Regions from separate parts of the Homo sapiens genome. Here region 1 is linked to region 2. The links are chromatin loops, found by intact Hi-C in ENCODE. Cell type or tissue: ascending aorta. All regions are shown on one strand. Each heading gives the region's core, and the rest is flanking DNA. Links, peaks and the distances in the headings are about the cores only. Region 1 overlaps ATRNL1 (attractin like 1). Region 2 overlaps ATRNL1 (attractin like 1).

What was found. Peaks named below come from ENCODE experiments on the same cell type or tissue, not always from the same donor. Only the 100,000 strongest peaks of a DNase experiment are listed, where the experiment ranks them.
Region 1: it touches region 2 in a loop (5-fold over the local background); 1 of 110 quality-filtered maps calls a loop at or near these places.

Annotation. Positions count from the first base shown.
Region 1 is chr10:115,400,602-115,405,014 of GRCh38, forward strand. The region is part of intron 20 of ATRNL1 (attractin like 1); the gene reads left to right. Among named protein-coding and RNA genes, the nearest start is that of ATRNL1, 310 kb to the left of the region's middle. In ascending aorta, for the core only: no CTCF peak of the experiment used is centred there; no DNase peak of the experiment used is centred there.
Region 2 is chr10:115,759,783-115,764,195 of GRCh38, forward strand. The region is part of intron 27 of ATRNL1 (attractin like 1); the gene reads left to right. Among named protein-coding and RNA genes, the nearest start is that of SNORD158, 430 kb to the right of the region's middle. In ascending aorta, for the core only: no CTCF peak of the experiment used is centred there; a DNase peak (open chromatin) is centred at 2,429; H3K27ac peaks cover 1,436 bases.

The DNA.
Region 1 (4,413 bases), core at 300-4,299, 360 kb before region 2:
CTTGCTTTATGAATCTGGATTCTCCTGTATAGGTGCATATATATTTAAGATAGTTAGATTTTCTTACTGAATTGAACCCTTTACCATTATGTAATGCTGTTCTTTGCCTTTTTGATTTTTGTGAATTTAAAGTCTGTTTTGTCAGAAACTAGGATTACAACTCCTGCTTTTTTCTCTTTTTCATTTGGTAGGTAGATTTTTCTCCATTCCTTAGTTTTGAGGCTATGTGTGTCATTGCATGTGAAATGGGTTTCTTGAAGACAGCATACCAACGGGTCTTGGATCTTTATTCGGTTTGCCTTTCTATGTCTTTTAATTGGGGGCATTTAACCCATTTACATTTAAGGTTACCATAAAATATTTAATTTCCAACAGAATTTAACAAAGACATTGTTATGTCTTATATGCAGTAAGTGTACTAACTAAATGTATTTTGGTTGGAAAAAGATAAACATTGATTTATTAGGTTAATGGTTCTTGGTGGAGATGGAATAGCACCCCCTAGAACTTCATAGGTTTTCATAATTAATTATTCTAATAATTGGGGAGTGCTACTGGCATAAGAGGATGAATAGTCACAGCCTCTTATTAGAATGGGCACTTACAGAGACCAGGAAATAAATAAAATCTAAGTCCAAATATGTTTCATTGAGTACAGTAGATCTACAAACTCACTCTGTAGTCATTTTCCCTGTTCCTTAGTTCATAATTAAAATGGATGTATGTAGCAGCCAGCAGATGTCTCATATTGGCTTCCTGACCTGTGGAGAAAGAGCCAGTAAGGTAGAGAAGGGCCAAGAGAAAGAAACCCTTGAAACTAATTCCATTCATTCTGGACCCAGTCAAGATGGCAAATCAGAGATCTCATGTCAAGACAAATAGCAGGCTGCTGAAATGGAGAAAATGAGGGATTATGATATTCTCAAATATGAGCTGGATCCTATTTATAAGTGTAGTGCCAAAATAATTCCCTAGCTTAAAATGTGGACAGAATTGTGATAAAATCTAACAGAAAATATATTTTCTTTCTTGAAATCCTACCACATGTCAATGTATACATTCTGTTTCTGGTATGTAAAAAGACTGTAGAGACTATATCATGTCTTAGGAAACGGGACATATTTGAAAAGGAAATAGTAATATAAGAGCCAGTCAAGTCATGTTGTAGACCTCTGGAACATTATCAGAGTCCCCTGTTTAAAAACAATTGCAATCTCCCCCACAGTAATTTTACCATGTAGTTTCTACCGCATACATTTTATATTATAGCACTATGAAATTTTAACAAATGCATAGGACAGGAATAATATGATAATTTTAGTTCCTATATTATGAAATTCAGTAGTACTCATAATTTGGCACCAATTTAATATGTTTTTGTTTTTATCTCTTAAGAGGTATCTCAAATATTCTCCAGACACATTGTATACTCACAGATGTGTGTGAGCAGGATAGCTATTGGTGATGAGATTTTCTTAAATGAATATCTCTTGGTCAAATTCTGAATAATATTATAAAAGGTATATTTTCAATTTACATGATAGTTGCAGTTGTAGAAAATTCAATATGTGTTATAAATATGCAAAACTACTTTGTGTTTATATGTAAAATGGAGTTAGATTCCAGGCTGAAATATTTATGAGCACATTTTTCACCTACTTAAACATCTGCCATGTTATTCTAAAATTATATGAGATTTTGATCCCTTTTTTATTTTGTGGAATTACTTTGTATTTTTGTAGGATGTCTGCACCCCTGGTTTCTCTTTCATTCCATTCAGTAAATTCCAGTGGAACTCCATAATTATGGAAATAATGAATTGTTACTCACAAATTTATCCCCACTCACAACCATGTGCCTTAAAAATTAGTGTTTTCCCTTATCTAGCCAAAAAAAGTTTATTGTTTCACTGTTTAATATAAGAGCTCAGATCATTTTATTGATTTCTGGTGAAAAGTACATATAAATGGCACTCTTAGATATTTTGTTGGTAGATTAGTCAAAATTGATGAGTTGATTCAAAATTGTTTTACTCTCTGTTCACAGTAAATTGAAGATAAACTTCTCAAAGGCATTTGGAATTAAAAATACCATTTCCTAAGATATATGGCAATATTACTAATCAGGATCTTAATTGTGCTAATTAACTTATAACTGGCTCCCCTTTTCTGTTCCTTATACCTTTCCCATTTACTGATCTTACAACTTCTTCATAGCTACTTACTTCAGGCTTAAGACCCTGGTTCTCAGAATTAGGGCACAGAAGAATCTCCTGGGATATGGTGACTAAACTCCTGGGATGGGAGCCAAAATTCTACTTTACTAATAGTAAATTGTGAAATAAAAATTCTTGATACATTTTGAGAAATGTTGCCGTAGGAGGATCTTCCTGAACATTTTTTTTCCTCCTTGGCTTACCTTTAGGCCAGTAATATCTAAGATTATTACCCATTTTTCTCTATCTTGTTTTATCAAGTCTCTTTTGTTTGTTTGTTTTGTGAAATTGCCTTAATGATGATGCCAATGAATTCCTTTCCGTTTTAGGAAGATCAAAGTTGTGCCTTCTTTTCTAGAACAGATTCTGGCACATACTAGGGACTTTAGATTTTTAAAAATAATGTATCTTGGATCTTTATTTTTCCTAATTACTCTCATCTTTTTTTTTTTTTTTTTTTAGTCTGCTATATGGGGAAAAGTACATCTTTTCTCTATGTGACTTAATCTACATTGTTATAATAGAGACTACAGAGGAAGAATAATTTTCTGTACAGCCTGCCTGCACATAGGTTATCACCTTTATAAACACAATTGGATAAGTAACTAGTGACTATGGTCTTCAAATACTGACACTAACTTTTTTTTTGTTTGTTTTGAGACAAAGTCTAGCTCTGTCCCCCAGACTGGAGTGCAATGGCACAATCTTGGCTCACTGCAACCTCCACTCTCTGGGTTCAAGCGATTCTCATGCCTCAGCCTCCTGAGTAGCTGGACTACAGGCACTCGCCACCGCACCCGGCTAATTTTTGTATTTTTATGAGAGATGGGGTTTCATGTTGGCCAAGCTGGTCTCAAACTCCTGACCTCAAGTGATCCGTCCACCTTGGCCTACCAAAGTCCTGGGATTACAGGCATGAGCCAGTGCACCCAGCCTCCAACACTAAATATTGTTAAGATTTTTCTAGGTTGTTTTGTTGCTGTATTTGCAACTGCAGATAAGACTAATGGTTTCTTTGTGATAATGAGTTAAGCAGCCTTGATGTCTAATATATAAGATACTTGAGGAACTCTTATGCTTGCTTTATTCTGTAAACATTTATTCACTGAGAGGCTATGAGACAGTACCAAAAGCATACATCTGAAAATATCAGTTCAGAACGCATGTTACTCATGTTAAGGTTGGCCAGTATGAAACCATATATGGTTTTGTCCGATTTCTACCCTTGAGGAATATGTTTTGGTAACAAGTCTAACTTGAGCATATAACTTCCTATGTCAGGTAAATGTTTGAGTTCTTTTGGAGTATGACTTAATGAATTTAAAGCTCTTGGATTTTAGGAATGTACTTTCAAAGTTAAATGTTAGTTCTCCCATCAGTCTTTCTATACCAACACCTTGTCCCTCAAAACTATACTAGATTGAATGTCATTTAATCGCCAATTTTGAAAACATTCTGAACACAACTCAGCTGTATTTCGCAGCCTCCATTGCAGTTAGGTTGGAAGTCATGTTATTGGGCTCTGTCCGGTAGACAGAAGTAACACCCACCACTTCTAGGCCTGGCTCTTAAAAACCTCATGTGCCATACACCCTCTGTTTCCTCATTCAGCAGTTCAATGGAGAGGAAGATGAGGATCTGAAAGATTGCAGAGGCTAGGAATAGCCCAGATCCTGGAAGACTGCATGGACCAAGACCTTTTCTCCAAATCCATTCCACACTGGACAGTGTCTTCAAGCTGGAATCAAACTTATTGTATAGAACTGCTGAGATTTTAAGGTTGCTTGCTAGAGTTAGCATATTCTTCCATGAGTAATTAGTATTCCCTTAGCATCTAGCTTGACATCCTTAATTACTGTACTTTCATTTAAATAACCTTAAGGGTCCTGTTCATTAAGTGTGACTGCTGGAGTAGGTTAGTGAACAGTGTGGTGGTATTTAGGTTTAATTTGTTCTTTAATCCCCATTCATCTCTTAAAACTTGCAAAAACCTCCCAGCTTTTTTTTTTTTTTTTTAAATCAAAGCTGTTCTCATTTAAAGCTATTGTTTGGGAGACTAGTATAGTCCATGATTTCCAACTTGATTATTACATTCACATAAGGCATAAAAGTTAAATGGCTTTATTTAACTCTAGATGGTCAGAATGGTTCCCAATACATGATAGAATTGTTGGAATTGCTAATAAAAAAGAAAAGTG
Region 2 (4,413 bases), core at 304-4,303:
CTCCTGCCTCAGCCTCCTGAGTAGCTGGGATTACAGGTGTGCACCACCACACCTGGCTATTTTTTTTTTTTTTTTTTTTTTTTTGTATTTTTAGTAGAGACCAGGTTTCACCATGTTGGCAGACTGATCTCGAACTCTTGACCTCATGATCTGCCCACTTCAGCCTCCCAAAGTGCTGCGATTACAAGCGTGAGCCACTGTACCCGGCCTGAGTAAATAAAACTTTCTAATTGTGAACACTTTACATTGATCTGATAAAATTTACAGAAATAAAAATGTGAATTTTAGTCAAAACAAAGAACTATATATAATATATATTTTTCCATGTGGCTCATTACATATGATTTTAATTAATACTTTCTACAAAACACTGTTCATTACTCCCCTTTCCAAAAAAAAAGACTAAACTCTTACTAAATATATTTGTGGTTTTGGTTTTAATGGTTTTGTTTTTGGTTTTACAAATACTGATTAAATGTTAGTAGGGAAGAAGTTTAGTTTTATTTTTTGCTCTAGTACATGTAATATTCTATAAATTTTATTGTGATGACATGACATTTTCCTCCTTCAAAAAGACAGCAGATGAATGAAAAATATATTTTTACGTATTCATTGGTACTGAATTTTAAATAAAAATAATTTATAACTAATTTTAAACATTCCTAAATGGTAAGTCTAGAAGACTTTTAAAAATTGAATAAAACAATTTACAGTTTAATTATATGACTTAGTAGAGCACATTATTTCCTATTATCCTATTACCCTGATTGAAAGATAAATATAAATGTTGGGTTATTGTTGGTATAATTAAGCCATTGAATTGTAAACATCTTTCTTCTGAAACAATACACACACACGTATATAAAAAACAATATTATTCTTATTAGCTATGAATAAAAAATACATTCCTATGTATATACTGGATTTCAGATGACAGAAACAGATAGAAGATAGTGTCCAATATTTTTGTTCTACTTGTTTGAAAGGTTATCAAGTAGTAAGTAATACCAGCAGAGCATGAAAATGACCAGTAATTTAAAAGTAATCAGACAAGGTATAGTTTGTTGTATTTTTAACTACAGAAGGCTGGTCAATAGCTGCACTCAATTTGCTGTTATTTCCCCATGGAAAGCCCAGTTTGTTAGCTTTAGGATAGGCGCAGTCAATAGATTCTTTTTTACTAAGAGAAATGATCCATGGGAGGTCTCCTAAGGAGTAAAGTCATGAGAAAACATAGGCAGCCTTTCATGCTGCACAACACAACTAGGGAAGTAAGACTCTGACCTATTTGAGGTAGCGTTTCAAAGACTGCACTGTTGGAGCTCTTTTTTAAAAAAATCAAATCATGTAATCAAAAGAAAGCTGAAAATAATAGCAAAAGGCTAGTTTTATTAGAAAACTTTTGTTCTATTATAATAATGCATTATGTGAAGTGCTTGGAATTGGCCTCAAATACTGTTAAAACACATATTAAAGAAGCCAATAATTACACTTTGTAAGTTTGCCTCTTTGTGGGCACCCTTTGTCATCTCCTTGTGGAATAATTTGAGAGGTGGAGGAGACACATAGACATTGGGCGAGGTAAGGAAAAAGTTACAACACACATTCCAGTGCTCTAAGACCTCATTGGACCACCTGCTGATCCAGATATGTGTATGGTGGAGACACAAAAATCATAAATAACTTCCCCCCCAGTTAAATATCGCTGCAATTAAATTCTCCATTTGAGAAAACAGGATTGAAGAGTGATGCCCTTGTTGACAGCATTTATTACTGTGGGCTCACCTACTTCCAAAAAAGAATTGAGATGACTTACAATGAAAAGGAAGGACAAAATAACAGCACATTTGCTGTTGCTGGTGGTGTTGGTGTTGGGTTTTGTTTTGTTTTGTGAGTGGTGTGTTAGAATAAACTTTGGAGTCACAGCAGCTGGATAAAAATCCTAGCTTTTTCTCTTATAAGATTTTGACTTGGGTAGGTTAATTCAGTTCTTTGAACTTTGTTTCCTTAAATAAAATCAGGCACAATAATGACTAATTCAGGATTGTGGTGAGAATTAAATGAGCTAAAATAGGTAAAACACCTAGGATACTACCCAAAACAAAGTCGGGGCTCAACAATAACCATTACTTTCCTCCCTTAAGAAGATGGAGATTTTAAGGAAGCTTACCCACAAGGGCTCTTTTCTCTTTCTCTGTCAACTTATTGTCTTTTAAGTATCTAAGATCACAATAAACATCTCCAAATTATGTAAAAAAGAAATTGGCCATTGTCAGAATTCATTATTCACCAAAGCTTCTCTGAGCACTTGCTCCATGTATGACACCTCACACATGAACTCTGGGGAATATGAGAAGTAGCTGGCATGCCCCAGCCCCAGCAGAAGGCTCTTTGCTGCTTGGAAAAAGGAATTCAAAACACTAAGTTTCCTTCTTTCTTCTGTTTCAAAAACTATTAATAGATATGTCAGTAAGCCTGAAAGTTTTATTCCTCCTGGCTCAGACTGCACTGATGACTTCTTCAGAAAGCCTGCCTGGTCTTTTGGCAGATTTGCTAGGATTTGGATGACCTCATCCATGATGGCTAAAAGTATATAGAAGGGTCAGATTAATTTAATGCAGAAAATCTAGTACATCCTAGAAAATAATGAAAAGTTCAAAATTAAGAATTCATTGATGGAACCAGTCATTTAATGTGAGAAGAAACAACACAGTAATATAGAACTCAGTATTTAAAAAATAATCAGTACTTATGAATTATTTTCTTAAGGATTAACTTAGAGAACTGAAATCTGCCATGTAATTTATCTAGATTGTAACATGATTTGGGGAGAAAGGGTACATTTACATCCCACCTAAAACTAACCTCCCATAAATAGTATATAACATTATATAAATTATAAGAATACAAATTACTCCATACTTGAGAAAGTTACTATCAATAATTTATATTGACAGATTCTAATGACATAAAAGTTTTAAATGTAACCAGTTAATCATCAACATAATTATTCTTTAATAACTTTACTTTTGAATTTCTTCAGTGGCTTAGAAAATGAAAGCATACAATTTTTCTAACTGTTGAAATATCTTTATTCATTTTTGTTTAAATTTTTGAAATGTTCTTTCTTAAGTTAAATAAAAATTATTTAGAAACACTAATAGGTAAAATATAAAGGTATATTAAAATGTGATCAGCACTTTTTATGGCATTTGTATAATATTTGATAAAATTTCAGATGGATTGGGAAGGTTTAAATAATTTATCTAAGTTGTAAAAGTTATCATGCAATAAATATACTCAGATTCTTATCAGTGAGTTTTTTTGTTTTGCGTATATATTTTACTCTATGCAGTTTGTATCAAAGGTTAAGATTCATCCATGAATTAATGTATTTATTTATTCATTCATTTATCCATCATTCAAAAATATTTATTGAACAACTCTTTTAGACCAAGATCTATGTTAAATCTGGAATTGGAAACATGAATATAACACAGGCCTTGCTCCTGAGACTCACATAATCTACTAAGGGAGAGACACAGATACTTGACCATGTGACAGTACATACATAGAGAAATGTACGTATTCTCTGTGAACAAAAAGAAAATAGAAACTAATTATGCTCAGGAGAAGTGGGGTAATTATTTCAATGAGAGGGCAGTATTTGAGCAGGATCTTGAAAAAGAAAAAAGATAAATTTCCCTAGTGAACAGAGGGCATTCCATTCAAGAGGGAACATGATCTGGTTGGCCTAGTTGTGACATGGAGCCTAAGGAAAATGATGAGAGGCAAGGAAGGGGAGTCGGGGATGGGCACAAAGATTCTGAATTCTGTAGACAGTGGGGGACTGGAGAAGACTTCTAAGCACAATCAATAAGAAAATGTGTGTGTGTCTGTTATATGTATTTAGAAAGATATCTGTGTGTGTTTGTATACACACATATCCATTAATGTATATATACAGACATATACATATGTATGTATGTATTTATATGTATTTTTGTATTTAAAAATGTATGTATGTTTAAAACTTCTATAGCATGGAAACACTTTTAGAAGAAATATTGAATTGTTTTAGTAGATACTAAATGCCTATTACATAACATTCACGTTAAAAGTTTGAAAGAAACAGAAGATGATACGGTGAAAATGAAAACTAAGCCATTCTTCTATCTCAATTTTCTAGCCACCTACTTGCCTTCCTAGAGGCAATCACTGTTTTCGGGATTTTTGTGTTTCTTTGAGGTATTGTATACAGGTACTAGTATTTGTGTTCTCTGCTTTATAGATGCAGTGTTCTTACCTTGCTAGATAATTCCATATCAGCAATTAAGGAACAACTACGTTTTTAAAAAATTAAAGACTTTATTTTTTTAGAGCAGTTTTAGGTTCACAGCAAAATTTAGAGGT